Regions from separate parts of the Homo sapiens genome. Here region 2 is linked to region 1. Evidence: chromatin loops called from intact Hi-C (ENCODE). Cell type or tissue: IMR-90. All regions are shown on one strand. Each heading gives the region's core, and the rest is flanking DNA. Links, peaks and the distances in the headings are about the cores only.

The links. A loop is a pair of places that touch in the nucleus more often than their neighbours do. Peaks named below come from ENCODE experiments on the same cell type or tissue, not always from the same donor. Only the 100,000 strongest peaks of a DNase experiment are listed, where the experiment ranks them.
Region 2: it touches region 1 in a loop (10-fold over the local background); 2 of 110 quality-filtered maps call a loop at or near these places.

What each region holds. Positions count from the first base shown.
Region 1 is chr3:12,499,189-12,515,684 of GRCh38, reverse strand. It overlaps TSEN2 (tRNA splicing endonuclease subunit 2), which reads right to left. Exons shown (of 12, transcript NM_025265.4): 5 at 11,901-12,423; 6 at 10,454-10,531. It also overlaps the pseudogene RNA5SP123 and the pseudogene RNU6-377P. Among named protein-coding and RNA genes, the nearest start is that of TSEN2, 23 kb to the right of the region's middle. In IMR-90, for the core only: no CTCF peak of the experiment used is centred there; DNase peaks (open chromatin) are centred at 7,134 and 7,664; H3K27ac peaks cover 1,423 bases.
Region 2 is chr3:12,710,728-12,727,223 of GRCh38, reverse strand. No RefSeq gene overlaps it. Among named protein-coding and RNA genes, the nearest start is that of TMEM40, 40 kb to the left of the region's middle. RefSeq lists an enhancer at 7,149-7,198. In IMR-90, for the core only: a CTCF peak has its summit at 6,979; a DNase peak (open chromatin) is centred at 7,013; H3K4me3 peaks cover 230 bases.

The DNA of each region.
Region 1 (16,496 bases), core at 3,211-11,210:
CTTAAATGGAAATGAAAATGGCTTTCTGTTAAAGTAATACACTGCCAAACACTGACACCACCCAAAGAGCCATGTGTTGTTGGCTTTGCCTGTCCAGGGCGCTTAGGGTCTACAGATACCACTGAAGGGATTCCCATGAGATTGGTGCAGAGCAGGTAGTGACCAAATGGTAGCCAGTGGTAAAATGGGGTCACATTTCTTTTTAAATATGAAGGTGAAAAATTAGATTGATAACCAAACATCAAATATTCTGCTTCGGCTCTCACTGCTGCTTCCAGCAGACACAGACGAGGAGGGCCCCTCTTGTGCAGTGTGGGAGCAGAAACATAATCCCCTCCCTGTCATAAGCTTTGAGGCTTGTGTGCAGCAACAACGCACTGACAAACTGCTCACTCAGCTTCTTTCCTCACTGTCCTTCCACCCCACCACTAACCCGGCATACACAGAACAAAAGACAGCACAAGTAATATAGGTGGAAGGACTTCCAAGCAGTGAATACCCTGTCATTCTCTGCCTGGCTATCTGATGACATCTGTCTTCATAGCAGCAGTTCTCAAAGGGTGGTCTGGGGATCCTGGGATCCCCAAGACCCTTGCAGGAGGTCTCAAGGTCAAAACCACTTCATAATAATAACGTGGTGTTATCTGCCTCATTTGTGCTCTCTCCAGTGACTATAAGACGTGTGATGGCCCAAGACTGAATCAAGAAGCAGATGCAAGAATCTAGCTGACTTTCAGGAAATTAGACCTTAAAGCGACTTGCAAAAATGAAAAACGAAGCCTCTTCCAAATTTTTTGTTTTGGAAAATTAGTTATTTTTCATAAAAAACTTACATTAAAGTATTTATGTCAAGGTATGGGTTGTTGTTGTTGTTGTTTTTAATATGGAAGGCTTCACAAACTTGTGTCATCCGTGGGCAGGGGTCATACTAATCTCTGCATTGTTCCAATTTTAGTATATGTGCTGTTGAAGACATCACTATTATTATTTTTAAATGTGTTAAACTGATACTCAACATTTTTGTTTTAATTTATAATTTGATAAACACTGACAGATACGAGGGACCACTACTTTAGTTTTACCCAAATCCTAATCTAGAGCATTTCTGGAGATGAAGGTGGTCACCTTCTATTCCACTTTTTCCTATTGCCTTCTTGGTCCCAAGTCTGTGGGTGGCTCCTTCCTGCCTTCTGTGACACCCTCCCTGTTCTGAGCCCTCTACAGTCCACTCTCCATAGCATCCAGATTCATCTTCTTGGCACACGAAAATCACGTCGTTCCCCTAATTAAAACTTTCCAAAGAGATTTCACTGCCCTTAGAATAAAGTCCAAACTGCTTGCCACCAGCTCCAGGTCCCTGCATGATCTTACCACTGCTCTTTCCAGCTGTCCTGGCTGCACTTCTGTCCCCTGAAGACACTAAGCTCATTCAGGCCTTTGCCTCTGTAATCACTACTCCTACTATCTGGCATGTTCTGCTCCAGACTCAAAGGTCACTTCTTGGAGAGGTCTTCCCTGGCCACCAAGTCTAAGTAACCCCCATCCTGATCATCTCCAGAGCACTTACTTTTGTCTGAAAATCTTCCTCTTACATGTGTTCCTCCGACTAGAATGTAAACTCTGGCAGAACAGAAACTGCCTGCTGTTCCCTTGGCCTAGAAGGGGGTCTAGCACATGTTGGGTGTTCAATGCTTGTGTTGAAAGACAAAAAAGACAGGTCCCCAGTCCTGCCCTTGGCTTAGGCCCCAACAGCCAGAGCCACCCTACAGCAGGTCTCTGCACCTCACTCAGCTCATCTCTTCTCAGTGTGAACATTGCGTTCCATTTCTTTCACAGCTGTTGACAGCCCTGCCAAGTGGCCCACAATCTTATTTTGACCTTTTCTCTTTCCATCACTCACTACTTATTAATACAGAATACTGCTGTTTTTCAGATGGACTACCAGCCAAAAGGTACAATGGAAAAGATAAAGTTGTTTCCTTAAATGGCTGAGTCCCTTGCATTTTACCACAATTTGCACTTCTTGGTTCAGAACAGTGTAACACAAAGACTGAAGTTTGAGATCTGACAGACCTGAGCTCAAATTGTCATTGTTAGCTAGGGCCTTGGAAGTATCACTTAAATTCTCCATGCCTCATCTATACAATGGGGATAATAATGCTTTCTTAGCTAAATATTTAATAAGATCAAATCGTACAAAGATTTAATAAGCTATGAAAAGCACCTAAAAGCTCAATTAATTTTAGTTTTCCTCCTTTCTGGAACTCCTGACCTCAGGTGATCTGCCCGCCTCGGCCTCCCAAAGTACTGAGATTACAGGCATGACCCACCGTGGCTGGCCTTAGTTTTCTTCCCTTTCTAATAACTGGATAGCACAGCCTGGAAAAAAAGGTTCAATCCCATCCTTGCCTAATAAGAGATTCTTTCTTGATATCTGCTAAAATGTAAGTTCTTCAAAAACTGATGTGTTTTCATTATCAGCAAGCATACATTTCCCCAAGAGTGAATGAAACCAATATCTCATTTTTATTGGCCTAAAATGGTGACTGGCTTTGATCATCTATGCAAAATGCGACTAGGCACTTACTACAGATGGAGGGGATCTTAATTCAACTGAGTTGGTTTTATTTAAAATTAAATTATCAGTAGACTGGAGAGGTCTGTAGAGGTTGACAATCACATCCCCTGCAATCTCATTAGTAAGTTTTACTTTCGCAGTACTAATAAGATGGAAGGATAAGTTTAATGATAGTTTTTAACATCATACTGCTAAATGTAGTTAGGGCCCTCAAGTGTTGTAATGGAAAAATAGATCTCAATAACAGATCCCTATGAAACAATGGAATACATTAGCTAACTGGCATGGCAATCTAATTATCCCTGAAATGAATACTCGCACAGACTGAACATTAAATCATCACCATGACCGGTTCACAAAAAGTATGGGTTAAAATGTCACTGGCTAAAAGCAGAGGTAAGGAAGATGTTGCATGTGGAATATGCCATGTGGCATGTGGGAATACAGTTGTAGGTGCCTAACCAGGAAAAAAGTGTATTCTACTAATGTGATCTAGTCACTGTGTGTGTGAAAGACCTAGTCACTGTGTAATACTTTCACCATTTAAGTAAAAGATCTATTTTGTGATCATTATCAACAATTTAGAGACAGAGTATGTATCTGCTACCAGGCAGAGAATAAAGGCAGGAACCAAACGAGCACCTATTACATGTGCCAGGAACTGTGCTGGTCGTTGTGTATACATCACTGAATGTCATTAGCTGTTATATCAATTCAAGCAAAAATAAAGCACAATTTCCAAGAAGTGTTTTTTCATGTGAGTGCTAGCCCTCCCTCAGCACACACGTCTTTCTCCAAACTGCCCATAAAAAACATTGCATTGAAGTCCATTTTAAATTTACAGAAAATATATTCATTTAAAAATATTCTGCCATTTTGTGAACTAAAGCTATGTCTTCACTCCACCCAGGGAAGTTGGCTAGCTTGAAGAGGGATGCGACACAATGAGGAACATACATTGCTAAGTGTCTTCCAGGACAGAGACCTCACACATATCACACTACATTCAATCTTCACTATCTTCCTCTGAAGGAGAACGTTACATCTGAGGAAACTGAGGAATGCCAAGAACACTGTCTATTGTGTGTTATAGTGCATGCTGCAAATATTTTCTTCCCATTTCATCTTTTGCCTGTAATTTTGCCTTTGTCTTTAACATAGAGTTTTAAATTTCTAGGTAATGAAATCTATATATTATGGCCTCTTAGAAGAACTTATCCATATCTCAAAAATATATAAAACCTAGGCAGGGTGGCTCACACCTGTAATCCTAGCACTTTCGGAGGCCAAGGCAGGTGGTTCACTTGAGCCTAGGAGTTTGAAACCAGCCTGGACAACATGGAGAAACCCCATCTCTACCAAAAATACAAAAATTAGCTGGGCGTGGTGGCATGTGCCTGTGGTTCCAACTACTCAGGAGGCTGAGATGGGAGGACTGCTTGGGCTCAGGAGACTGAGGCTGCAGTGAGCCAATATTGTACCACTGCACTGCAGCTTAGGTGACAGAGAGAGACCCTGCCTCAAAAAAAAAAAAAAAGCATAATTATCCTTGTTTTCTATTTCAAATTTCCCTTTATATCTTTAATTGACCTGAAATTTATTTTGGTTTATGTTAGGAGATGGGATTTTAGCTTTGTCTTTTTCCAAATGGCTAATCAGCTGTCTCAACACCATGAATCTTTTCTTCACTAATATTAAGTGCTATTTTTATTGTACCCTGAAATCCCATCTATAAATGGGTCTGTTTGTAGACTGTGGCCCAATCTTTCCTTTCCTATACCAAGACTATATTGTTTTAATTGTTACTTTATGTTTTATTAACAGCTGCAGTAAGATCTTTTTTTTTTCTTAGCTACTCTAATGATTTCAAGTGAACTTTAAAAATTAATAACGCCCTACAGCCATGCTACTCTCAATGTGCCCGATCTTGTCTGATCTCAGAAGCTAAGCAGTGTTGGGCCTGGTTAGTACTTGGAGTGGAGACTGCCTGGGAATACTGGATGCTGTAGGCTTAAAACAAGGATCAATGAAACAAATGGCAAAACTGCAGTTCTTTTCTCTCCTGCCCACCAGCACACAAAGGCTTTTAAAACAAAACCTGATCCTCAAAGCAGTTCACCTGAAGTTTCCTGTGTGTCTGGGTATATATGCAGAATATAAATATATTTATAGAGAGAAATTAGAGTAGTTTTTCAAACCTTAATCAAAAGGCTCTGCTGTAAGTATATATTCTTGCTAAAAGGACCCAAACTGTCTCACAGTTGAAGTCTCTGGAAAATTTTCAGAAGTTTAGATAGAAGGAAAGTCACTGACCTATTGCAGGGGAGGGAGACTAGTCAAACAACGTAGCAGTAAAAAAATAACCACAAAATTCTAGGGAAGAATCTTAGACATTCTAATCACCAGATTCTGATACTTGGAATCCATATTATGGACACTAAGCACGGGAAAAGAAATGTGGGAAAAACGGGTGAGGTACAAAATGGAAGAGCCGGGCACAAGACGATGCGTAAACGAGATCTGACTGAGACTGCTGCTGTCAGGCACGAGGAGAGCTGTCGCCCGACCCTGGTGTGTCCCTTTGTTTCCAAGCATTCCCACCTGGTCCTCCTGTGTGGGGACTATTGTCTTTATTTTCTAAATAAGAGAAATTTTCTCACGCACTTTAAAAGCTTTATAAGTATATACGAACAATACACAGAAGTACCAGTAAGGCAGCCTCTAAAACTGGAGTTAGACTAAGAAATCGACATGTATCAACAAACTCAGAGCCACAGCTGAATGATATCAACACAGTTAAAGAATGTGACACAGAGTGAGTGAGGAAACTCAGCAAATGGGGAGTCTGGTGACGGTGGCAAGGTCTTCGCACTGCGCACAGGATGGGACTCCGACCCAAGGGTTCGGTGGCAGACCAATGCATGCACCACACTGCCTCCAGTCTAGATGTTAGCAGCTCTTTGATATACCTCAATTCAATGGTGGCTTTTCAAGAAAAAGAATGCATGCTACCACATTAAGTAAAATAATTAATTGAAAGTCATACAACAATCTTAGAATCTTCAGTATCAAGTAAAAAACAGTTTATACCTCCTTGGGGAGAAGGACACATGAGCCTGACATCCTTAAGCACTTGTATTATCCAGCTCACTCCTCACAGGCTAACTCTGTGCTCACCAAGCAGCCTTCCAATTATATTACCCTTCGGCATCTGAATTTTCTACATGAAGAGAACATGCCAATATGGAAAGGCAGGTGGTGGGGCCTTTGCTGATGTTAATAAACTCACATTCTAGTTTATTCCCCAGGCTCTTGTGAGCACACTCAGCATGAATGCTGCTCCTAGAGCTCAAGTCATTTTCTGTGCTCTAACAAATCCGAACTTCTTAGTCCCTCAAGCAAAGGATTAGACCTGGAATGCAGGGCCTTACTGGGGTGCTGCCATGGTGGGAATCTTGCTGGGAATGAGTGAGCTGGTCTGCACCACCCCTATTAAATCACCTCCCATCAGTTTCCCAACAGCACACACAGTAAAATTAAACACATCTACTTTGAACTTGGGAAATATAAACGTTAAAGCTCCTTAACCTTCAAAAGTTGACTGCCTGGCAGCGTGTGGTGGCTCATGACTATAATCTCAGCACTTTGGGAGGCCAAGACGGGCAGATCACTTGAGGCCAGGAGTTAGAGAGTAGCCTGACCAACATGGCGAAACTCCATCTCTACTAAAAATACAAAAATTAGCTGGGTGTGATGGTGCATGCCTGTAGTTCCAGCTACCAGGAGGCTGAGGTGGGAGGATCACTTGAACCCGGGAGGCAGACGTTGCAGTGTGCTGAGATCACGCCACTGCACTGCAGCCTAGGTGACAGAGCGAGACCCTGTCTCAAAAAAAAAAACAACAACAAAAAAAACCAAAAAAAACCCCCAAAGTTGACAGCCCTAACTTCATGACAGCATTATGCAACTGCTTTTACTTTACAGTGAAATCAACTTTCATTTAAAAAAAAATTTGCTCCCCCAAATCAATCTATTTCTCACTGGATCTTGCTAATTAAAAAGCATTTGATTAAAAAATTAGCCAGACATGGTGTAGCATGCACCTGTAATTCTAGGTACTCAGGAGGCTAAGGTGGTGGGATACCTTGAGCTCAGGAGTATGAGGCTTCAGTGAGCTATGATGGTGCCACTGCACTCCAGCCTGGGCAACAGAGAGAAACCCTGTCTCTAAAAAATATAAGAATAAAAAATTTGAAGAGCAAAGCATTTGAGTGTTTGCGTGTGTGCGTGTCCACTGAAGGATGCAGAAGACGGATGGAGACAGAACTCTTCAGAAATAACTACTCAGAAATAACTGAGGTAAATACAGTTTATAGCTCTTCAATTACTCTATGAAAATTTCCAAATCTCTGTTCTGAATGAGTCAAGGCAAAGGCATGAAAACACCCCTACAAGGCCGCATGTCCACATCTGTGGAAGGTTGCAGACTAAAAGCTTCCCATGTCAGCGCTGAGCAGACTTCTAAGTTAGCTGTGTATCACCACTCTGAGTCCCTTAAGAGAGCTGTTGTGAATCACCACAGCAGGGGTGAGACCCCATTCTGCCTGTGTTCCTGACTAACATTCACAGAAACACTCCGCGGGTACATGCAGTGCACCAAACATAGGTGATTCATTCAAAAGAAATCTGCCAAAACAGAAAGACAAGTAGAGCTAGGTTTAACGGTGTGCTCCCTGAAAACTTCTGGAACACATCTCTGAAATGTTCTCAGGTGCCAGGCAGCTTCTAAGAAGGCAGAGTAACCTCATCTCCTGTCTCCTATTACTCTTGCCTTTCATCAGGGGGTGTTCAAGAGGAGGCAGCAGGCAGCAGCAGCCTTTAAAAAATTTGTCAATAAAAGACAGCAGCTGGTCAACTGGAACAGTGCAGCTGAACTCCCAGCATCTGACACGGAATACCCTTCGCCTACAGCTGCCACCTCCCAGGCCAGGCCTCCAGCCCACCCTCCATACTGATGCTAGCTCTGGTCACTGCCACTCCCCTACGGAATCCCCTGCAGTGCCCTGCTGGCCCAGGACCAGGCCAGACCCTGACTCATGGACACACCCTCCCCCATCTGGCATTCGTTTTGGCAGAGCTATCTGGAAGAGCCTTTACTACCCTGTGTCCATGTGGCAAGCCCCATTTATCCTTTACTATCCTCAGCTATCATGACTGCAAAAGCTTTCCACCTCAGCCCTGCAAGATGGTCTCCACCAGCTTCGATGCAAATTCCCTATCTTGTACATTCATTCATTTAATAAGTATTACGCACCTAATAGATGTCAGGCATTGGGCCCAAGGAAACAGGAAGAGCGATACTGACAAGATCCATATGCCACACTATGCTTATCACACTGAACTGTAATGATTTCTGGGCTATCTTTAAGACCAAAGTCACATTCTACTTATTTCAGTATCGGTAGCACTTAGCCCAATGCCTGGCACATAGTAGGTACCCAATGGGCATTTTTGTGATTGTAAAAAAGAAGGTTCCAACAAGCTGCTAATTAGCTTTTACAAGTAACTTAATAATGACAAAAATAGCAGGCACTAACATTTATTGAGCATTTACTATATTATCAGGTACTGTCCTGACCCAATTACATGTATTATTTAATTTCCAGAACATCCTATGAACAAGATGTTACATAGCCCCCACTTTACAGAGAAGAAATCTGAGGTTCTGACAGGCCAAACATCTAAGAACGGGTACATGTGGGCTATAAAGCGCTCCACAGTGCTGGGAATGCCTACGCATCTGCTGTTCAATACAGTAGCCAGTGGCCACACGTGGCTGTTCAGTGTTTGAGACGTGGCTGGTGCAACCGAGAAAAGGAATTTTGAATTGTTTATTCTATTTTATTTTATTTTAGAGACGGAGTCTTACTCTTTCACCTAGGCTGGAGTGCAGTGGTGCAATCTCAGCTTACTGCAACCTCCGCCTCCCGGGTTCAAGTGATTCTCCTGCCTCAGCCTCCCGAGTAGCTGGGATTACAGGTGTGTGACACCACACCCAGCTAATTTTTGTATTTTTAGTAGAGATGGGGTTTCACCATGTTAGCCAGGATGGTCTCGATCTCCTGACCTCGTGATCCACCCGCCTCGGCCTCCCAAAGTGCTGGGATTACAGGTGTGAGCCACGGCGCCCGGCCCCCACAATTACTTTCCTGTGGTCTCAGCTATAAAATTACCAACATGGATGTGTTCCATAGCACTTCTTGGGACCTACCTGTATGCCAAGAACCACACTGGACACTGCAGGAACTATCAAAGAAAGCCATCACAGAGCTCCTGGAGAAGAGGGGAGCCCAAGAAGCGGTCCTAGCTTCAAAGGCAGAAAAGACATTTCTGTGTGCACTATCAACATAAGCAAGAAAAGAGGGTCTGAGCATAAAGTGACCACAGGTTAGAGGAACTCCAGGTCACTGGGACAATATGATGCAGTTTATGGAAGGCCACTTTTAGCCACTTTTTTTTTTTTTTTTTGAAACAGGATCTCGCTTGTGCAGTGGCGTGACCTCGGTTCATTAAAGCCTCGACCTCCCAGGCTCAAGCAACCCTCCCACCTCAGCCACCCAAGTAGTTGAGACTACAGGCATGCACCGCCACACCTGGCTAATTTTTGTATTTTTTGTAGAGATGGGGTTTTGCCATGTTGCTTAGGCTGACCTTAAACTCCTGGGCTCAAGCTATCTGCCTGCCTTGGCCTCCCAGAGTGCTGGGATTACAGGTGTGAGCCATGGCACCAGGCCCAAGCTAACTTTCAAGAATGTAGCTACTGCATTAAGTAGAGGGATCCTGCAGAAGGAAATAAATCCATTTACTTAACTAGCAGTCACTACATGATCTGAATCATGTAGCACAGTATATGAAAAGTAGAGACTCCATGAATATACCAAACAATAGCGACTTGTACTCTTTAAGTGGATAAATTGTATGGTATATGAATTATAGTATTTTTGAAAAAGCTAGTGAAAATTAGTAACAAAATATTCAGCCAATCCGAAATCCACTTTTTTCTTCTTTCCACCCCCCTACCCCCGGCATCACCAGTCAGCATCTGTTAACAATCTGAAATCTTTTTATTCTTTTTTTTGTTTGACACAGAGTCTCACTCTTTCGCCCAAGCTGGAGCGCAGTAGTGCAATCGTGGCTCACTGCAGACGTGACCTCCTGGGCTCAAGCAATCCTCCCACGTCAGCCACACAAGTGGCTGGACTACAGGCATAAGCCATCACACCTAGCCATCAACATAAAGCCTTTTTTTTTTTTTTTTTTTTTGAGACAGAGTTTCATTCTGTCACCCAGGCTGGAGTGCAATGGCACGATCTTGGCTTACTGCAACCTCCACCTCCCGGGTTCAAGCAATTCTCCTGCCTCAGTCTCCTGAGTAGTCGGGATTACAGGCATGAGCAATCACTCTAATTTTTGTATTTTTGGTAGAGACAGGGTTTTACCATGTTGGCCAGGCTGGTCTCGAACTCCTGACCTCAGGTGATCCTCCTGCCTTGGCCTCCCAAAGTGCTGGGATCACAGGTGTGAGCCCCCGCACCCGGCCTAACAATCTAAAATCTTAATGAGAAAAGAAGTACTCAGAAAAACCCCTCGAATCTTCTGTGGAATGATTGCAAACACATATCTTAGAACTGATGAAATAAAGGCTGAGGAGTGAAAGGCAGGCCTACTTGGGAGCTACCCATAGTGATTTCAATACTGAATTACAATATTCAATAATTGAATTACATACAGAACTACACTGTGAGGTAGGTTCACATATAGTGTAGTTCAGGCCCAGAGACCGATGGCTGAAATAATAATATGTTGAAAACATACCTCTTCTAGGCTGAGTTGCAAATACTCAAAGATCCTATATGGATTTCTTCTGCATATTAACCTGTTTCTTTGCACCAACTAAAGAGAAAGAAATACAATATATACAGAACAAATGGAAGCACTACATGTCATAGAGAATGTATTTTAAAATGAACATTTTTCTTATAAATTCCCAGGATTCACATTCTATTGTGTTAATATTATAAAGAATGATTAAAACACAATTTTTTTGAGACGGACTCTTGCTCTATTGCCCAGGCTGGAGTGCAGTGGTGTGATCATAGCTCACTGAGGCCTCAAATTCCTAGACTCAAGCAATTCTTCTGCCTCAGCCTTCCCAGTAGCTGGGACTACAGGCGTGTGCCACCATGCCTGGCTAATTTTTTGTACAGACAGAGTTGCCCAGGCTGGTCTTGAACTCCTGGCCTCAAGCAACCCTCCCGCTTCAGCCTCCCAAAGTGTTGATTACAGGTGTGAGGCACCACGCTTGGCCAAGAAGTGCTTTTTTATTACTTGTGTGGAAAAGGAAGTTTTAACTTTTTCACTATGAAGATTCTCATTTATTTCCTTTTTCCCCTGTGAATTTTTCCTGCAGTTGTAATCATTTTGTTGGTGAATTTTATTTTACGTGTTGCTTTTTTCACCCAATTGTACCTAATAAGCATGTGCCTATGTTTTTGTTTTTTTGAGACAGTGTCTCACTGTTGCCCAGCCTTGATCTCCCAGGCTCAAGAAATCCTCCCACCTTAGCCTCTTGAGTAGCTGGGACTACTGGCATGTACCACCACACCCAGCAATTTATTTTTGTTTTTAGTAGAAATGAGGTCTTGCTATATTGCCCTGGCTGGTCTTGAGCTCCTGGCCTCAAGTGATCCTCCTGCCTCGTCCTCCCAAAGTGCTGGGATTACAGGTGTGAGCCACTGCACCTGGCTCCTATGTTCTTAATATGACTTCATAAACCTCATTCTAAGTCTACATGATATTTCTTTGAATGGGTATCTCATATCCCATTTAGCAATTAGATTGTTTCTAATTTTTAGCAATTCCAGACAGCTCTAGGGTAACTCTGACAGCAAGTCCCTTCATGACGTAGCTCTTACCTGGCCTCCCTAGGCTTTTCTCAAGATGGCTGACTTCCACACGTGAGCCCTTCTTGCTCAGCTGTACTCAAGATCAGGTGTAATTATCACCGCATTTTGTTTTCTCCCAAATAAAGGAGAGAATACCACTGGCCTTGTCTTAATTTTATAAATTTTTTTAAAAGTTATTCACCAACTCTGGGGTTTTAGTTGAAATGGCCCTCACAGCTGCTGTGGCCCAAAGCCTGCTGCTTCCCTTGGACCCTACAACAGGCCAGCTACCAGCTGCAGGCAAAAGACATCCCTATTAGCCAACATCTCCAGGAACGGATGGCTTTGGAGGAAGCGATTTATTTTCTTCTACTTACTTCCTCATTTGGGGCAGCCTCCCTCTCGCTCATGGCACACTCCGCTTCCTCGACCAGCACGTACTCATGGTCAGGCCCTCTGTCCCCAGGATGCAGGAGGCCGATGTGCTGGCTGCCGTCTTCATGATGAAGGCCACGCTGGAGGATGAGAGCATCTTGTTTGCAGCAACAGACATGGGGCAGAGGTGAGGCATCCTCTCGCACGCTTTTCTCAAAGCTCTCTGTTGTTGGGTGGCAGCCAGAGCCCTCCTGCAGGCAGCCTAATGGCTCACGGGGATCACCCACACCACCTGACTTTCCAGAGTCCCCGTTTACCACAGAAGGTCTCTCTCCCCCTGCTGTGCCTTCCATGTTGGAAACCATTCCAGAGTTAAGCTTGTCATGCACTTGAGCCTCTTCATTCCTTTTCACAGGAGGATGCTCAAGCGGTTTCGTGTAATCCTTGAGGATTCTGCGCACTGTACTCTCATCCTGCCCCTGTCTACGCATCAGCTCTGCTGCCCACTCAACACTATGCTGATACCTGCAAGACAGAAATACTGTTAGAAACAGCACTCGAATTTCAAAATTGAAAAAACAACAAAGCACATAAAACAGACTGGAAGGTGACACACCAAAATGTTTACAGCAGTATTATTGAATGGTGCATTATAGATAAATATTTTTCTTCTTTATACTTTTCTGCATTTTCTTTTCTTTCTTTTTTTATTTTTTTGAGATGGAGTCTTGCTCTGTTGCCAGGCTGGAGTGCAGTGGTGTGATCTTGGTTCACTGCAACCTCCACCTCCTGGGTTCAAGCAATTCTTGTGCCTCAGCCTCCAAGTAGCTGGGACTATAGGCATCTGCTAACACACCTGGCTAATTTTTGTATTTTTAGTAGAGATGGGGTTTCACTATATTGGCCAGGATGGTCTCGATCTCCTGACCTCACGATCCGCCCGCCTTGGCCTCCCAAAGTGCTGGGATTACAGGTGTGAGCCACCGCGTGTGGCCTCTGCATTTTCTAAGTGTTCTGCAACAAGCATATGTTACTTCTTGTTTCTTTGCTTTTACAATATAGTTTCATTTTATTTGCTTTATTTGAAAAAAAAAAAACAAAAAAAAAAACAAAAAAAACTAACCCCCAGTTTAACAAACTATGAAAATTTATCTAATTTAAAACTGATAGATTAAGTGATTTAGGTAAATAAACAAGAAAATGGCCATCCTTTATCAAGATTTTTTTTTTGTATTATTGTTGTTATTTTTTGAGATGGAGTCTTGCTCTGTCACCCAGGCTGGAGTGCAGTGGCACGATTTCGGCTCACTGTAACCTCTGCCTCCCGGGTTCAAGCGATTCTTCTGCCTCAGCCTCCCGAGTAGCTAGGATGACAGGCTTGCGTCACCACCCCCAGCTAATTTTTTGTATTTTTGAACACAAATTTTTGGCCAGGCTGGTCTTGAACTCCTGACCTCAAGAGATCCGACCGCCTTGGCCTCCCAAAGTGCTGGGATTACAGGTGTAAGCCACCGCTCTCAGCTTGTTTTGTATTATTTTCAATTTTGGATCTCATAATGTTTTCAGATAGATATGCCATTCATAATACAAATAACTTGTTTAGCATTGGAAAGCAAAATGAGAATTTCAATAAATATTCATCACAGTGCCTACTAACCCTTTCACAGGATAAGGAGAGAAATGATTTGGCTTATGTAGATTCATCCACATATTCTAACAGAAATGGCCCTTTTCCTCACAATACTTTGCAGAGTAGATTTTATTGATAAAATTCTTGTTAAGTTTCTAAAACTTGAAGCTAACACCCAAGTTACAAAACACTTCCCAAGTTACAAAAAATTATAGGCAAAACAATAGGGCAAAGCATTCATGCCTAGGCTGTTGGGATGTGTTCATGTGATGTGAGAACTACCAGATGTTGGAAATCTGATCAGAAGGTCAAAGACATTGTGAAACTCAAGTGCTTTTTGCCTCGACCTTCAGTGATTAGTCTGAAAGGCATCCAAGACAACACGTGGCTTGTGAGAAGGCAGATGTAACTTTACTTTTCACCTTCTTTTACCTGGTTAAGAAGACTGAACAGTGCTCGATGCGGCAGCACATATACTTAGAATGGCCCCTGTGCAAAGATGACACGCAAATTTGTGAAATGTTCCAAAAGAAAAAAAAAAAGACTGAATATGTCATAGTTTACAAACTGCTATATCTCACACAGTTCAACAAGGACATTGGCTTCTGCTGTACCTAAAAAGAGACTAGTGGTTGCTTAACCCTGATTCCTAAGAATCCCAAAGCTGTCTATACCCTGTTCACCCCACATGAGGATGAACATCAGGGATGCCTCCCTATATACTGGGAATTGTATCCTAAAGATTAACACCTGGTAAGGCTACCCTAATACCTGAGAGTCAGTACGGCACCGTGACTTTGGTATGGCACATTTTGTGTCCAGCCCTGTTACTTATAACTGTGTGGCAATGCAAATTACTTAACTTCTCCGTGCTTCAATTTTCCCACCTATAAAATGTGGAGATGAGTACTACCACCTCAAAGGGATCTTGTTATGTATTACTTTTAAAACCAGCAAAAAGAACATAGCTGTGCCACAACCTGCAGGGTGTCTTCTCACCTGGAACATGGCCACCTATGCATACGTTTAAAAGAACTTTCATGTGAGGGGTCTAAAAAGAATCTTAGCTCTTCATATCAACATAAGCATTGGCTCTACAGGGTCTATAAATTTCCTTTATTTGAACACAAATTTTTGTGACAATATATTTTTCTGGGGAAGGGACCCAAAACTTTTGCCAAATTCCGTGACTCAAAACACGTGACAGAACCACTGATTTAAAGGGTCAATAGTTCCTCCTTTGACCAGAAGATCTGGAGTGAAGTGAGCACACAGAGGGCACTGCTCTGCTCTTTGCAGCAGAGCAGTCAAAGCAGACGTGGGTTCCAATCCTTGCTCCATCACGTTCTCATACCAGCTATATGACCCCACCTCTCTAAGGCTCAGTGACCATCTACAAACCAGGGATAACTGCACCTACCTCCTGGGGTTGCAGCAAGAATTAAATAAGACACGTAAAGTGCATAGCCCATAAGAAGTGTTCAATCAATACTACTATATCATTGTGGAGTTTTTAGGAGTGGCTTGAAAAATAAATCAGACTCAATATATGGTATCTTGAAAAAGATGTTAATGAATGGAAATGTCTTAATTTGCTGTTGAGAGCAGAGGCAGCAGTGCAGGGATGAACGCAGCCTCTGGAGGTCTAGGTCCTGGAGTTGGCTCTTCCGTGTGGCTCTGAGCTAAGCCACTTAGCACTTCTACCTCTGTGCCTTCTGTCACATACCAGAACCAGGCCATACCTGTGTTCCCTTTTCAGGGTCTCAGAGGATCGCTATGAAAAGTCAAAGGAGACTGAGGCTCGAAGAGCATGTAGAAGAAAGCCTCCAAGTCAGATATGATGAAAAGAGCCACACAAACAAATGACTAAGACAACGACACATGGGTCAGAGCTGAAGGCGTCCTCTAGCTGGCTGGCAACACCTTAAAAAGCCAAGTCCTGTTGCCATCAATCCCAGATGCTGGAGCAGTTGCAGGAAGAGAAATGAGAAGTAAAATGCAGAAAGTGTTAAGGGGGAGCGTGGCAGAAGGATGAGGCAGCAGCCACGACTGGAAGCAGTGACAGGACTGGGGAAAGCAGCACCATCCAGGACCGCAAGGACACAGGACGTGCCCATCAGAACACGCCAAGGCTTCTCATGTTTCTGCACCCTTGAACACACACCTCTCCCATTTGCACAGGGCACCGTTCCCTATTGTTGTACTGATGAATGCCCCTTTATCACTGGAAGTGCACAGCAGAGTGGTTTAGAGTGGTTAGCGCACATAGGTTCTGGGGCCACAGTGCCTAAGTCCACATACTGACCCTGAGCAAGGAGCTTCACTTCCCTGTGTTCAGTTCTTCCAATTGTGGAAGATGGATAAGAACAGGACCCACCTCATGGCAGTGATGTGAGGACCTGAGATGACACACAGGCCCATCACTGGCACGATACTTAGCACTGGAAGGTGCTCAGGGAGTGCTGGTGTGCACACCCATATCAATGTCTCCCAGGCTCTGGCGCTGAGCCCACGTAATCTTGGGCAAGCTACTGAAGCCTCCCCTGAGTCCCCATCTACGAAACAGAAACATCTCTAGTACCTACCCTCGAAGGTTTCTTGAGAAGATGAAAGGAGGTAATGCAGGCAAGCTCAGAGACTGGGAATGGCACTGCCAGAGCAGTCAGCACCTGTTGGCTATAATGGTGATGGTATCTCTATCACAACACCGACTACTACAGGACAGCACAACTGTTCACTTCTCTTCCTCTCTCACTAGACTGTAAATCCTTCAAGAACAGGGACTAGGTCTTTTCCTCGCTCTTGGGTCCCCAGCACCTACCCAATGCCTGACACATAGTGAATTCTGGCTGAATAAAGGACAACGGGGTGGGCAACCAGCACGACCATCAGGGCTGGTCCTTCAGGGACATACCCCTACTTGTGTCAGTTCCCCAAAGGCATCACAGAAGGGTCCTGACACTTACCT
Region 2 (16,496 bases), core at 2,086-10,085, 210 kb before region 1:
AGATGGGGTTTCACCATGTTGGCCAGGCCAAAGATCGTGCCACTGCACTCCAGCCTGGGCGACAGAGCAAGACTCTGTCAAAAAAAAAAAAAAAAAAAAAAAATTAAAAGAATTGAAAATAGGGACTCAAAGAGGTACTTGTACACCAATGTTCATAGCATCAGTGTTTATGATAGCCAAAAAGTGGAAACAACCGAAGTGTCCATCAACAGATGAATGGGTAAACAAAATGTGGCCTATCCATTGTATGCAATATGATTTAGCCATAAAAGGGAATAAAATCCTGATTTCTGCTACACCATGGATAGACCTTGAAAACATAATGCTAAGTGAAATAAGCCAGACACGCACACACAATATTGTATGATTCCACTTATGAACACCTAGAATAGGCAAATTCATAGAGACAGAAAGAAGATACCAGGAGCTGAGGGAAGGGTGAGATAGAGAGTTATGCTTAACATGTACAGAGTGTTTTGTTTGCAGTGATTAAAAAGTTCTGGAGATGAATAATGGTGATGATTTCAAGACCTCGTGAATGTACTTATTGTTGCTAAATTGCACACTTAAAAATGGTTATAATTTTACATTTTGCATATTATATCCCAATTTTTTAAAAGGTAAAAATAAATAAAACCTGTACCCAGTGAGTTTTGGGAGGGTTGACCCCACCACTAGCCCAAAGGATGGGTCTTGACTGGCATTTTGCCAATCAGCCTATTCTAGTCATTGATTCATGAGCACAAGACAGAAGCACTAGCTGTCCGCCAGAGTCTATTCTTCCTTCTCCCATTTTTGGGTGTCTTTGGCACAGCAGCATAGTCTGTAAACCAACTAATTCAGGCTCAGAACTGAACAGAACCAACAGGTCATCAAATAGCTAGTCTCCAAAGATGAAGCCACCAATCTCCACTCACCTTGGGTGCATGTGTTGCCCCTGCCATCAAGTGGCAGTCAGCTTCCTCTCCCCTTCAATCTCAGATGGAATGGTGACTTGCCTTGACCAACGGACTATAGCACAAGTGACATGCGACTGTCCCAGGCGGGCCTTTAAGAGGCCTGACAGCTCCTGCCTCTCCTCTTTTTTCTTCTCTTCCCCAGTGTCCTGCTTCTTCTTTCCCCTTTCCCCACCTTTGTTCCCCACCTTTTCCTCCACTTTTTGCCACTGTCCTCTCTTCTTTCCTTTTTCCCCACCTTCCTCCCCATTTTTCCCCACTGCTCCCCTTCTTTCCCCCTTTCCACTTTTCCCCTTTCCCCACCCACCCCTTCCCCAACTTTTCCACATTCCACTGTCCCTGTTCTTCTGTCCCCTTTCCCCACTGTCCCTCTTCTTCTTTCTCCACCCTTGCTCTTCAACCGCACAGCTGCGCTCAGACCCCATTGAAGAATCATGAAAAACAGCAAATTGCTGTGTTTTAAGCCACTAAGCTTTGCAATGGTTTATTACACTGCAATAGATCATTGAAACGGAGACTTTTGCTGGGGCTTCTAAGAGAAGCAACTACTTCTCTGTTGCATTTCATGATGCAAGGCTGTGAACTTTGGCATCATGGCCACCATCTTGCTCTATATAGGGGCCAGTCTGAGAATGAGTCTACAGGAAGTGGAGTAGAACCCAGAGAAGCTGAGAAACCAAGCCCTGATGACAATGTTACCTTCTGGATCAAGCTGCCCATGAAGTTAACCCTATTTTATGAAGCAAGAAACTTCCCTCTTTCTTTCACCCAATTTGAGTTGGAATTTCTGTTCCTTACAGCCTAAGAAGCTTGTCATACAGCAATGACAGTATGTTCTTTTCTAAATGTGGATGGGAAAGCAGGTTTGTGTGTAGATTAGTTAGGAATAGACCTTTCAGCTTTATGACAAAGAGATACAAAAATACAGTGGCTTAAATAAATTAGGACTTTGTTTTTCTTCCAGTAGCATTCCAGAGTTGAGCAGTCCAGACTGGTGGGATAACTCTGCTCCACATAGTCACTCAGGGACCCATCTGTGGCTCAGTTGTGTCTTAGAGGGTTATCTTAGTCTGTAGGATCAAAGCTAAGTGGTCACTCTGTCTGCGTTCCGGTCTATGGGCAGGGAGATGAGAGGACATAGAAGATAAGAAAATTCTTTTTAAGCAAGGACACAGAAATTGTGTACATCATTTTAATTCCCATTCTACCATAAGAACTTAGTCACTAACCACCCTTAACCGCAAAGGAGGCTGGGAAATGTAGTCTCTAGTGGAGTGCCTGTGCTTCCAACCTGCCTCCAGTGTCATGAAAGAACAGAATGTATTTGGGGAGGAACATCTGGAGCACATGACACATTCTATCTTGGATGTGATGATTTTGAGGTATTTAAGGGACATGTAAGAGGATGCACGTCTCATGCAGTTGGATATATGGGGCTGGGAAACAGGTGAAAAGCCTCACAACACTCTAGGAGTTGTGAACACCTACCTGAACAACAGGAAATCAATACATATTTGAGTTCCTAGTATGTGGCGGCCATTATGTGAGGTGCTGGGGACCAAATGTGGAATAGGAAGAGAATAGGGCTGAAGATCAAACTTTGAAGACCCTCAGCATTTAAAACTCAGGTTGAGGAAAAGAAAACCCAGAAGGTGTGGACAGGAAGACAAGAAGCAAACAAACAAACAAACAGGAAGAAGGGGTTCACAGAAGCCAAGGGGAAGAAATGGTTTAAGAAGAAGAGGTGGCCGGGCGTGGTGGCTCATGCCTGTAATCCCAACACTTTGGGAGGCCCAGGTGGGTGGATCACCTGAGGTCAGAAGTTCGAGACCAGCCTGGCCAATATGGTGACACCCCGTCTCTACTAAAAATACAAACAAACAAATGAACAAACAAAAATTAGCCAGGCATGGTGGCACATGCCTGTAATCCCAGCTACTTGGGAGGCTGAAGCAAGAGAATCACTTGAACCCAGGAGGCAGAGGTTGCAGTGAGCCGAGATTGCACCATTGCACTCCACCCTGGGTGACAAGAGCGAAACTCAGTCTCAAAAAAAAAGAAAAAGAATTAGCTGGGTCTGGTAGTGCATGGCCTGTAATCCCAGCTACTCAGGAGGCTGATGTGGGAGAATCGCTTGAACCCAGGAGGTGGAGGTTGCAGTGAGCTGAGATAGCGCCACTGCCCTCCAGACTGGTCAACAGAGTAAGACTCCATCTCAAAAAAAAAAAGAAAAAAAAAAGAAGAGGTAAGTTAGTTGTGTCAAGAACTTCTGAGGAATAAAGTAAGTGAAGAATGAAAAATGCTGCTGAGTCTTGTCTCATGCATGCATTGATCAGCACTCAGCTGAAGACATGAGCAGGACCCTCTGGAGATGTCCAGGGATCGCTCTCTCTCTGCAGCAGTGTCTGCTGTGGTGGTCGGCTCTGAGAACTTCAGTGGCCTTCACCTCCCCAGACCCCCATCTCTTCAATCCAGTAAGATCATCGGACCATGCCTGGGCTACTCTTTTTAGTCTTCTCAGGCTGCCATAACAAAATACCATAAATTGGAAAGCTGGATGTGGTGGCACATGCCTGTAGTCCCAGCTACTTGAGAGGCTGAGGTGGGAGGATCACTTGAGCCCAGGAATTTGAGGCTGCAGTGAGCTATGATTGTGCCACTACATTCCAGCTTGGGTGACACAGCATGATTCTGTCTCTAAAACAAACAAAAAACAAAATACCACATACTGGGTGGTGGCTTAAACAACATAAACTTATTACTCATGGTTCTGAAGGCTGGCAAGTCCAAGATCAAGGTGTCAGCATGGTCAGTTTCTGGGGAGAGCTCTCTTCCTGGCCTGTAGATGGTTCCCTTCTCACTGTGTCCTCACATGGCAAAGAGAGAGACAGAAACAGAGACAGAGAGAATGTCTTTCATCGTCTTTTTTTCTTAGAGACAGGATCTTACTCTTTTGCTCAGGCTGGAGTGTAGTGGTGCGATCATAGCTCACTTTAGCCTCAAACTCTTGGGTTCAAGCAATCTTCCCACCTCAGCCTCCTGAGTAGCTAGGACTGCAGGCACGTGCCACCACATTCTGCTAATTTTGTTATTTTTTGTAGAGATAGGAACTCACTATGTTGCCCAGGCTTAGAGTCTCTTCTTTTAAGGGCACCAGCCCTATCAGTTTAGGGCCCACTTTTTTTTTTTTTTTTTTTTTTGAGACACAGTCTTGCTCTGTTGCCCAGACTGGAGTGCAGTGGCGTGATCTCGGCTCACTGCAAGCTCTGCCTACTGGGTTCATGCCATTCTCCTGCCTCAACCTCCTGAGTAGCTGGGACTACAGGCGCCCGCCACCATGCCCGGCTAATTTTTTGTATTTTTAGTAGAGACGGGGTTTACACTGTGTTAGCCAGGATGGTCTCGATCTCCTGACCTTGTGATCCACCCCCCTTGGCTTCCCAAAGTGCTGGGATTACAGGCGTGAGCCACCGCACCTAGCTTAGGGCCCACTTTTATAACCTCATTTAACCTTTATCTCCTCATAGGCCCCATCTCCGAATACAGCTACATTGGGAGTCAGGGCTTCAGGGTATGAATGTGGGGGACACACTTCAGTCTGTAGCACCTTCTCTGCACTGCAGCCTGTAGACCAGGGCAACTGTGGAACTCACATCGTTTGCTTCCCCTCTCTGGGGGTCACAGCCTTCCACTGTCTGATGTCCAATGTCTAAAAATGGTTGTTTCACATGTGTTGTCCGATTTTTAGTTGTTTCCAGTGGGAGGCAAACCCAGTCTCTGTTACTCCATCTTTGCAGTGCTGATGGGTTTCATAACAAGGAAGCCACTGGTGACTTGATCCAGAGCAGTTTCAGGGGAGTGCTAAGGGCAGAGTTCAGGGTGGAGTCAAGTGAGCGAGCCTAGTTGGTGAGGGAGTAGAAACATGTAGACATGGAGTGTAGAAAACTTTTTCAAGTTATTTGGCTAAGAAAGGTGTCCCAGGGGAACCTTGACAAGATCCCTTTCTTTCTTTTTCTTTTCTTTTCTTTTTTTTTTGAAACTGAGCCTTGTTCTGTTGTCCAGGCTGAAGTGCAGTGGTGTGATCTTGGCTCACTGCAACCTTCGCCTCCTGGGTTCAAGCAAGTCTCCTGTCTCAGCCTCCCGAGTAGCTAGGATTACAGGCACACACCACCACGCCCAGCTAATTTTTGTATTTTAAGTAGAGATGGGGTTTCACCATGTTGGTCAGGCTGGTCTCGAACTCCTGACCTCAGTTGATCCGCCTGCCTCGGCCTCCCAAAGTGCTGGGATTATAGGCAAGGTTCCTTTCAATTGACCTCAAGCCTATATTCTTGATGAATTTCCCACACCAACACTCTTTGGTTGGAGTAAAAACTAAAGGAAATAATTTGGTAAGATTCAAAGGCAGCTGTCAACCCTTGAGGTCACTGTATCACTCATTCAGTGAGTCATTTAGTCACTCATTCAATCAGTCACTTATTCATTCAGTCAGTCATTTAGTCATTCATCAAACTTTTTTTTTGAGACAGAGTCTCGCTCTGTCACCCAGGCTGGAGTGCAGTGGCATGGTCTCGGCTCACTGAAACCTCCGCCTCCCGGGTTCAAGCGGTTCTCCTACCTCAGTCTCTTGAGTAGCTTGGACTACAGGCACGCACCACCATGCCTGGCTAATTTTTTGTATTTTAGTAGAGATGGTGTTTCACCATGTAGCCCAGGCTGGTCTCAAACTCCTGAGCTCAGGCAATCCGCCCACCTCGGCCTCCCAAAGTGCTAGGATTATAGGCATGAACCATGGCACCCGGCCTCATTCATCAAACTTCTATTGAGACTTCACTCTGTGTGCCAGGCTCTGCTGAGACTGAGATGAGTAAACACTTACTGGCTACCTGACTGTGTTTTAGACAAGGGGTAAACAAAGCCAGCCCAAAGTCTTAGCAATTCTCAGTGAGGTGATTTTTGCCCTGGCCACCATCCTGCCGCACCACCAACCAGGGAACATTTGGCAATGCCTGGAGACACTTTTAGTTGTCACAACCATGGTGAGGAGGGCGCAACTGGCATCTGGTTTGTAAAGGCCAGGGATACTCCCAAATGCCCTGCAGTGCACGGGCTAGGCCTCCATAACAATGAATTCTCCAGCCTCAGACGGCAATAGTGCTGAAGCTGAGAAACTCTGTTGTAGCTTCAACTCTAGTGGAGGAAGATGGAGGTAAGAAAAATGTGTCAGAGGGTGCTAAGTGCTATGTAAGAAGAGGGGGCTGGGCACAGTGGCTCACGCCTGTAATCCCAGCACTTTGAGAGGCCGAGGAAGGTGGATCACCTGAGGTCAGGAGTTTGAGACCAGCCTGGCCAACACGGTGAAACCCTGTCTCTACTAAAACTACAATAATTAGGTGGGCATGGTGGTGGGTGGCTGTAATTCCAGCTACTTGAAAGGCTGAGGCAGGAGAATCGCTTGAACCCAGGAGGTGGAAGTTGCAGTGAGCACTCCAGCCTGGGTGACAAGAGTGAAACTCAGTGTCAAAAAAAAAAAAAAAAAAAAAAAAGCAGGGGACAGGGAGTGCTGGGGAAGTGCTCACTGAAAAGATGACGTTGGGCAAAGGAAGTGAAGGACTAGCTATGCGGCTGTCTGGAGGAAAAGTGTTTCAGGCAGAAGGAATAGCAAGTACGAAGCCCCTGAGGCAGAAACAAGCAGGGCAAATTGGAGGAGCAGCCAGAAAACAAAGAAAATAAAATATTAAAAAAGGATACATACATACAGGTAATAAAACTGTAAGGAAAGTGAAAAGATAAACACCTGCTGGGGAGAAGGAGGGAGAGAAGCAGGGCCAGTGTCTAATGCGCTGGCAATGCTTTGTTTTTGTAGGTGGTGGTTACACAATAGATACACAATATCTATTTTCCAAGCTGTATGTATATCCTAGATACTTTTCTGTATGTTATATTTCACAATAAAGACGATTTAAATCATGTGTTAGTCTTTACTGTTTGCTCAACTGTGGGTGCTATTACAGGGCATAGACACAAGAGGGGGCGCTAACCAATGAGCAGCGGCAAAGCAGTGTTTCCTAGCAACGGGGAAAACGTTGAAGCAGAAACTTCCTTCAGAGTGGTTAACTGATGGATTCTGGCTGCTGCCCCTGACAGGTCGGCCAGAGTCCACTTCGCACCCTGGAGGCGTCTCTGCAGGGTCTGGAGTGTCACTGACTTTTGTGGGGAGTAGAGCTCTTCTCCCAAATGCGAAATCGGGTCTGCAGAACACGAGAGGTTGCTCCCTTGTGCCGCGGAGCTTTCTTCTCCTGCCAATGTTAGATAATAACGACGTCCTCATTAACAGATGCCATTATTAATATCATTAGTAACAGAGGGCTCTTATCCGTAAGACTCCAAACAAGTCGTAGTGTTTCCCTCGAAAAACGGAGGAAATTAAAGAATGGAAAGGAGGGACCTTGCCTCCAGCCTTCTAAGACCTCAGGTCTTCTAAGACCTCAGGTCTCTCTCTCTCTCTGTCTGTCTCTCTCTCTGTCTCTGTCTCTCTCTGTCTCTCTCTCTCTCCTCTCTCCTCTCTCCTTCTCCTCTGTCTCTCACTCCTCTCTCTCCTCTCTCTCTCCTCTGTCTCTCACTCCTCTCTCTCTGTCTCATACGCACACAAAGAGAGAGAGGTTTTTCAAGATTTGGGATGCGGTGGAAGTTTTCAAGATTGCTGGCCGGTCATGGTGGCTCACATCTGTAATCCCAGTATTTTGGGAGGCCGAGGGCAGATCACCTGAGGTCAGGAATTCAAGACCAGCCGGGCCAACATGGCAAAACCCCGTCTCTACTAAAAATACAAAAATTAGCTGGGCGTGGTGGTGCGCGCCTATAATCCCAGCTACTCTCAGAAGGCTGAGGCAGGAGAATCACTTGAACCCGGGAGGTGGAGGTTGAAGTGAGCCAAGATCATGCCGCTGAACTCCAGCATGGGTGACAAAGTGAGACCCCGTTTCAAAAGGGGAAAAAAAAAAGATTATTGACAAAGCAGAAGGTTTTATGATACACAGGTAAATATTAGGTAAATTTGAGGCTGAGTGGGATTATGGTAATGAATACCTACACTGTTAAAAGAAGTTACCCCAGACTTTATCTCACTTGACTTTACAATCACTTTGGTACCACTCCATTTTGGAGATGAAGAAACTGAGGCTTAGAGAGGTTAAACTGTGAGCATGCCAGAGCTTTCCTCCCAATCCAATTTACTAAAGAAGAAGTATTAACTAGCTTTTTTTTTTTTTTTTTTTTGAGGCGGAGTCTCGCTCTGTCGCTCAGGCTGGAGTGCAGTGGCGCTATCTCGGCTCACTGCAAGCTCCACCTCCCGGGTTCACGCCATTCTCCTGCCTCAGCCTCCCGAGTAGCTGGGACTACAGGTGCCCGCCACCGCGTCCGGCTAATTTTTTGCATTTTTAGTAGAGACAGGGTTTCACCGTGTTACCCAGGATGGTCTCGATCTCCTGACCTCGTGATCCACCCGCCTCGGCCTCCCAAAGTGCTGGGATTACAGGCGTGAGCCACCGCGCCCGGCCTTAACTAGCTTATTTTTAAGGGGTGGGGGAAGCTGTTAATTGTCTCTCATGCCTGTAATCCAGGACTTTGGGAGGCTGAGGCAGGCAGATCATGAGATCAGGAGTTCAAGACCAGCCTGGGGCCGGGCGCGGTGGCTCATGCCTGTAATCCCAGCATTTTGGGAGGCCGAGGCGGGTGGATCACGAGGTCAGGAGATCAAGACCATCCTGGCGAATACGGTGAAACCCCGTCTCTACTAAAAATACAAAAAATTAGCCGGGCAAGGTGGCGCACGCCTGTAGTCCCAGCTACTCGGGAGGCTGAGGCAGGAGAATGGCGTGAACCCGGGAGGCGGAGCTTGCAGTGAGCAGAGATCGTGCCATTGCACTCCAGCCTGGGCCACAGAGCAAGACTCCGTCTCAAAAAAAAAAAAAAAAAAAAAAAAAAAAAAAAGACCAGCCTGGCCAACATAGTGAAACCCCATCTCTACTAAAAATACAAAAATTAGCCGGGCGTGGTGGCTGGCACCTGTAGTCCCAGCTACTTGGGGGGCTGAGGGAACCCGGGAGGTGTAGGTTGCAGTGAGCTGAGATCGTGCCACTGCACTTCAGCCTGGGCGACACAGCGAGACTCTGTCTCAAAAAAAAAAAAAAATTGTCTCTCATAACCAAAGAAAGTTAAAACAATGGAGAGGTAGTTTATTTTCTCATTAAAATAGCAAAACTATTTTCAATCATAATACCTCACACTAGGAAGGCCTAGTGGAAACTGGCAGTCTTGTACGACGCTAACGGCAGCATAAACCAGTAGCCACTCATCGGGAGAGCAGTCTGGCAACACCCAGCAGAAGCCATAAAAATGTTCCTACCCTTTGATCCAGCAACCCAGGTTCTGGGAATCTATCCTAAGGACATAATTTGAAATTTAGGAAAAGGTGTATGTGCAAATATTGGTGGCAGCATTATTTATGTTGGTGAAAAATTGGAAACAACTAAGGGAAATGGGTGATCAAGGGCACAACTCTATTAAGTAACCTGAATGTCTCCTTTTTAAAAAAATGATGACTGCAAAAATTTTGAAAATTACCTGGGTGTGGCTGGGCATGGTGGCTCACGCCTATAATCCCAATACTTTGGGAGGCTGAAGTGGGTGGATCACTTAAGGTCAGGAGTTCAAGACCAGCCTTGGTAACATGGCCAAACCCTGTCTCTACAAAAAATATAAAAAAAAAATTAGCTGGGTGTGGTGATGCATGCCAGTAGTCGCAGCTACTCCAGAGGCTGAGATGGGAGGATTACTTGCACCCAGGAGTTCAAGGCTGCAGTGAACTGTGATCCTGCCACTGCAACTTCGGCCTGGGTGACAGAATGAGACTTGTCTTCTAAAAACAAAAAAAAAAATATATATATATACACACACACACACACATACACATATATATACATATATACACTTATATACATATATACACATATATACATATATACACATATACACATATATACATATATACACATATACACATATATATACATATATATACACACATATATATCTTATTCTGAAGACTGTGACATCATGGGAAATGCTGCTGTGTAATGTTTTTTAAAGTTTAGCTAGACTTCCCTCATACAGGAATGCCGTGCAATACTAAATGAAAACAAAAGCAGCTACAAAATAACAGGGATATCAATCAACCTCATAAGTACATACCATTCCATTCATGTGGGGAGAAAGCTAAGGCAGGAGAAGAAACTATGTTGGGGAGATAAGAATGCTTTTTTTTCTCTTGTTTTTTGTTTGTTTTCATAACTTTTTTCTCCCCTTTCACTTCTACTCGGGATCTTCTTCCTTCTTCCTTCTTGTTTCTTCTTCTTTTCTTTTTTTTTTTTTTTTTAGATAGGATCTTGCTCTGTCATCCAGGCTCCAGTGCCTCTGCCCAGTCACAGCAAACTGCAGCCTCAACCTCCTGGGTTCAAGCAAACCTCAGCATCCCAGGTAGCCAAGACTAAAGACACAGGCCACCAGACCAAGCTTTTATTTTGAAATGGGATTTCACTATGTTCCTCAGGCTGGTTTCAAACTTCCGGTTTCAAAAAATCCTCCCACCTCAGCCTCCCAAAGAGTTGGGATTACAGGTGTGAGCCACTGTGCCTGGCCTACTTTTTCTTCTTTTCAAAATAAAATTTTAGTAGGTATTTCTTATATCAGTTGGTAATGTAATCTTACTCCAGGAAAGCCAGGAAATATAAGAATATTAAGTCCAGGCACAGCGGCTCACAACTATAATCCCAGAACTTTAGGAGGCTGAAGCAGAAGATTGCTTGAGCCCAGGAGTTTGAGACCAGCCTGAGCAATATAGCAAGACTCCATCGCCACAAAAATCTTTAAAATTGCTAGGCACAGTGGTACCCACCTATAGTCCTAGCTATTTGGGAAGCTGAGGTGGGAAAATGATTTGAGTCCGGAAGTTGGAGGCCCCAGTGAGCTGTGATTGCACCATTGCACTCCAGCCAGGATGACAGAGAGAGACTGTCTCTAAAACATATGTATTAATATATTCATACTCTCACTCATAAACAACTTCTAGTAACAGTGGTTAGAGCAGTGATTCCCAAACTTGAATGCACTTGAGAGGCCTAGGTGGGCGGATCACTTGAGCCCAGGAGTTTGAGATCAACATAGGCAACATGGTGAAATCCTATCTCTACAAAAAATGGGCCGGGCGCCATGGTTCATGCCTGTAATCCCAGTACATTGGGAGGCCAAGGTGGGCAGATCACGAGGTCAGGAGTTCAAGACCAGCCTGGCCAACATGGTGAACTCCCATCTCTACTAAAAATACAAAAATTAGCTGGGCATGCTAGTGTGTGCCTGTAGTCCCAGCTACTTGGGAGGCTGAGGTGAGAGAATCCACCTGAGCCTGGGAAGTTGAGGGTACAGTGAGTCATGATTGCACCACTGCACTCCAGCCTGGGTGACAGAGCAAGACTTTGTCTCAAAAAAAAACCAACCAAACAAAAATAATCCAGATGTCTGTGTCCCACCCTGGAATTTCTGATTCAGTAGATGTGGGATGGGGCCCAAGAATTTACATTTTTTGACAAGTTTTCAAATGACACTGACGCTGCCAGTCCCTGGGCCACACTTTGAGAACCACCACCTTAACGTATAGTCTTATCAAATCTTTCTGTATGTCACACATGTAGATTCTTCACCAAAAAAAATGATGGACATTTAGACTGTTTTTCCAAGAGCCTTCTTTTACCTAAATATCTGGTGCATTCTTAATTATCTGAATAGCTAAGAATTTTTTTTTTTTTTTCTTTGGGACGGAGTCTCGCTCTGTCACCCAGGCTGGAGTGCAGTGGTGCGATCTGGGCTCACTGCAAGCTCTGCTTCCCAGGTTCATGCCATTCTCCTGCCTCAGCCTCCCAAGTAGCTGGGACAACAGGCTCCCACCACCACGCCCGGCTAATTTTTTGTATTTTTAGTAGAGACAGGGTTTCACTGCATTAGCCAGGATGGTCTCAATCTCCTGACCTCGTGATCCGCCTGCCTCGGCCGCCCAAAGTGTGGGGATTACAGGCATGAGCCACTGCGCCCGGCCCTGACTAACCAAGATTATCATAATCATTAATTTACTCTAAATTACTAAAGTTATTAGGATTAAGTTTCCATTTTCAGAAATGGAATTGTTGGATCAATAGACATGCATGTTTTTCAAGCTTCAATATGTATCATCAAATCGCTACCATAGAATCTTTTTTTTTTTTGAGACAGGAGTGCAGTGGTGTGATCTCAGCTCACCACAACCTCTGCCTCCCAGGCTCAAGTGATTCTCCTGCCTCGGCCTCCTGAGTAGCTGGGATTACAGGCGTCCATCAGGTCTGCCCAGTCAATTTTTATATTTTTAGTAGAGATGGGGTTTCATCATGTTGGCGAGGCTGGTCTCAAACTCCTGACCTCAAATAATCCACCCACCTCGGCCTCCCAAAGTGCTAGGATTACAGGCGTGAGCCACTGCACCTGGCTTATAGAATCTAATATTTACCATACACCATGTAAGTACATCATCTCATTTAATCTTCAAAATTCATTTATTCATTCATTCAGCATATATTCTTTGAATGCTACTTTGTGCCACATATTTTAGGGACTCAGAGATGAGCGAGACATAGCAACCCTCTGAGGTAGATACTATTATTATTCAGATAATTATTATTCAGATAAATTATAAAATAATTATAATAATAAAATATACAAATATATATTATATATTATATAATTATTATTCAGATATTATTATTATTCAGATAAAGAAACTGAGATCCAGGCCAGGCATGGTGGCTCACATCTGTAATCCCAGCACTTTGGGGGGCCGAGGCAGGTGGATCGCTTGAGCTCAGGAGTTTGAGACCACCCAGGGCAACATGATGAAACCCCGTCTTTACTAACAATACAAAAAAATTTACCGGGTGTGGTGGTGCACACCTCTAGTCCCAGCTACTTGGGAGGCTGAGGCAGGAGAATCGCTTGAGCCCCAGAGGCAAAGATCGCAGTGAGTCGAGATCACGCCACTGCACTCCAGCTTGGGCTACAGAGTGCGGCTCCATCTCAAGAAAAAAAAAACAACTGAGATCCATGAGGTGACTTGCCTAAGGACACACAGAGAGCCATTCCTTGCACTGCTTCATTTGCACAAAGTTGATCCTCTGGCTCTCAACAGCCTCATGCTGCTTTGCTCCATATGGAAAGGGATATTTTAGTTTTGGGTGGCAACTTTTTTTCCTCTTTCTTTTTCCATTACAATTCTGGAAAAATTAAATGAGGAAACATCCTGGCATATAGTTTAGGAAATACAGTTTGTCTGAAAGCTGCCAGGAATAAAAACTAACACTTTCTCCACTGAGTTTTATCTCCCACTTTTTTTTTTTTTTTTTTTTTTTTTTTTTGAGACAGGGTCTCGCTGTGTCTCCCAGGCTGGAGTGCAGTGGTACGATCACAGCTCACTGCAGCCTTGACCTTCTGGGCTCAAGTGATCCTCCCACCTCAGCCTCCCAAGTAGCTGAGACTACAGGTATGTGCCATCATGCCTGGCTAATTTTTTTGTATGTTTTGTAGAAATGGGGTTTTGCTTTGTTGCCCAGGCTGGTCTCTAACTCCTGGGCTCAAACGATCCTCCCACCTCAGCCTTCCAAAGTGCTGAGATTACAGTCATAAGCCACTGTGCCCAGCATTATCTCCCACTTTTAATAAATTAGGCAGAATTGGCCCCTTTTGATCTGAAAATTAGACTTGTTAATAACATTTCTAACAAAAAACATGATGGAGTTTTATGGACATGTAGCAATTTAGTCATCTCTTTTTCAGTTTCCTAAATTAACTCTAATTACAATTATTGGCTGGGTAGCTTAGTGATTAAGTAAAAAGCTTGTGAGTCAAACAGATTTGACAAAAAAAAGTTTTACAATAAATATTTGTAAAACTCTCTAAACTTCAGTTTCTTTGTCTGTAAAATGCAGCTGAAACTACTTCTTCATTGAATTCTCTAGAAGATCTCAAAGATTCAGGGGTCGTGGTCACCATCTACCCCCCATTTAATTCACTAAACTGACTCCTGCAAGAATTGAATGGATCCTGGAGGATGATGGAGGACTACTGCAAACTCAGCCAAATAGTAATTGTGATATGGTTTGGCTGTGTCCCCACCCAAATCTCATTTTGAACTGTAGCTCCCATAATTCCCATGTGTTGTGGCAGGGACCTGGTGGGAGATTATTGAATCATGGGGGCGGTTCCCCCCATATTGTGCTCGTGGTAGTGAATAAGCCTCATGAAATCTGATGGTTTTATGAGGGGTTTTCCCTTTCACTTGACTCTCATTCTCTCTTGTCTGTCGCCATGTAAGATGTGACTTTTACCTTCCGCCATGATTGTGAGGCTTCCCCAGCCACATAGAACTGTGAGTAAAATCTTTTTTTCTTTATAAATTACCAAGTCTTAGGTATGTCTTTATCAGCAGCATGAAAACGGACTAATACAAGCCCCAACTGAAGTTGCTGTGTGGAGATGGTGTCTTCCTAGATCTGATTAACATTGCTTCAAGTCTGTGGTGTCCAACCATTGATTTGGCTTTCCCATCCCTAACAAGAAAAAGGACCAAAAATAGCTCAATATATGTGGGGACAGACAACAATATACATTTACAGTCTACCTCAAGGCTATGTTAAGTCTTGCCGTCTGTCATAACATGGTGTAAAGGGACTGGGCCATCTGGGCATCCTGCAAAACATCATATTGATCCAGTCTATGGGCGAGATAGTGTTAATAGGACTGGATGAACAGGACATGGCTCCAGAGAGTTGGAGATAAACCCTATAAGAATTCAATCCTGGCCAGACATGGTGGCTCACGCCTGTAATCCCAGCACTTTGGGAGGCTGAGGCAGGCGGATCACAAGGGCAGGAGATCGAGACCATCCTGGCTAACACAGTGAAACCCCGTCTCTACTAAAAAAATACAAAAAATCAGCCGGGCATGGTGGCGTGCACCTGTAGTCCCAGCTACTCGGGAGGCTGAGGCAGGAGAATGGTGTGAACCCGGGAGGCGGAGCTCACAGTAAGCTGAGATCGCGCCACTGCACTCTAGCCTGGTCGACAGAGCGAGACTCCATCTCAAAAAAAAAAAAAAGAAAAAAAAAGAATTTAATCCTAAGCAAATTAACACAGGAGCAGAAAATCAAATACCACATGTTCTTATAAGTGGGAGCTAAACATCAGGGGCTGATGGGAATAAAGACAGCAACACTAGACACTGGGGACTACTAGAGCGGGGAGGAGAGGAGAGGGGCAAGGATTGAAAAACTGTCGGATACTATGCTCAGTACCTGGGTGACTGGATCATTTGTATCCCAAATCTCAGCATCACAGCATCACGCAATGTATCCAGGTAACAAACCTGTACATGTACCCCTTGAATCTAAAAGTTGGAAAAAATAGCAAATAAACTAGGAAAAAAAAAAAGAATTAGAAGGACTCCAGAAGTTTAAGAGGCTCACCACATCATGAGGTTTTTAGGGATTCAATGGTCTGGGGCCTGCTAGGACATCCTCTCCAAGGCAAAGGACAAGTAATTACACCTTGTTCCTCCTTAAGAAGATAGCAACACTCTGCTGGGCGCAGTGGCTCATGCCTGTAATCCCAGCACTCTGGGAGGCCAAGGTGGGTGGATCACCTGAGGTTAGGAGTTCAAGACCAGCCTGGCCATCATGAAACCCCGTCTCTACTAAAAATACAAAAAATAAATTAAAAAATTTAAAAAAAATAAGCTGGGCCTGGTGGTGCACGCCTGTAATCCCAGCTACTCAGGAAGCTGAGGCAAGAGAATCACTTGAACCCGGGAGGCGGAGGTTGCAGTGAGCCGAGATCATGCCATTGCACTCCAGCCTGGGCTACAAGAGTGAAACTCCGTCTCAAAAAAAAAAAAAAAAAGAAGAAGACAGCAACACTTTGTAGACTTCTGCAGCATATTTTACTTTATTTATTTATTTATTTTTGAAATGGTGTTTCACTCTTTTTGCCCAGGCTGGAGTACAATGACGTGATCTCGGCTCACTGCAACCTCCGCCTCCCAGGTTCAAGTGATTCTCCTGCCTCAGCCTCCTGAGTGGCTGGGACTACAGGCACTTGCCACCACACCCAGATAATTTTGTATTTTTAGTAGAGATAGGGTTTCACCACATTTGCCAGGCTGTTCTCAAACTCCTGACCTCAGGTGATCCACCTGCCTCGGCCTCCCAAAGCACTGATATTACAGGTGTGAGCCACCGTGCCCGGCCTGTGGCGTATTTTATACTTTGGAATACTGCTCCAACCCATTTTCTTAGGAACATGGAAGGCTGACAACTTTGAACAGATCTCAAGGCAGAAAAGAGCTCTCTGGCACAGTCAGGCTGTAGTACAAGCAGCTCAGCCTCTGGGGCCACATAACCTGGAAGAA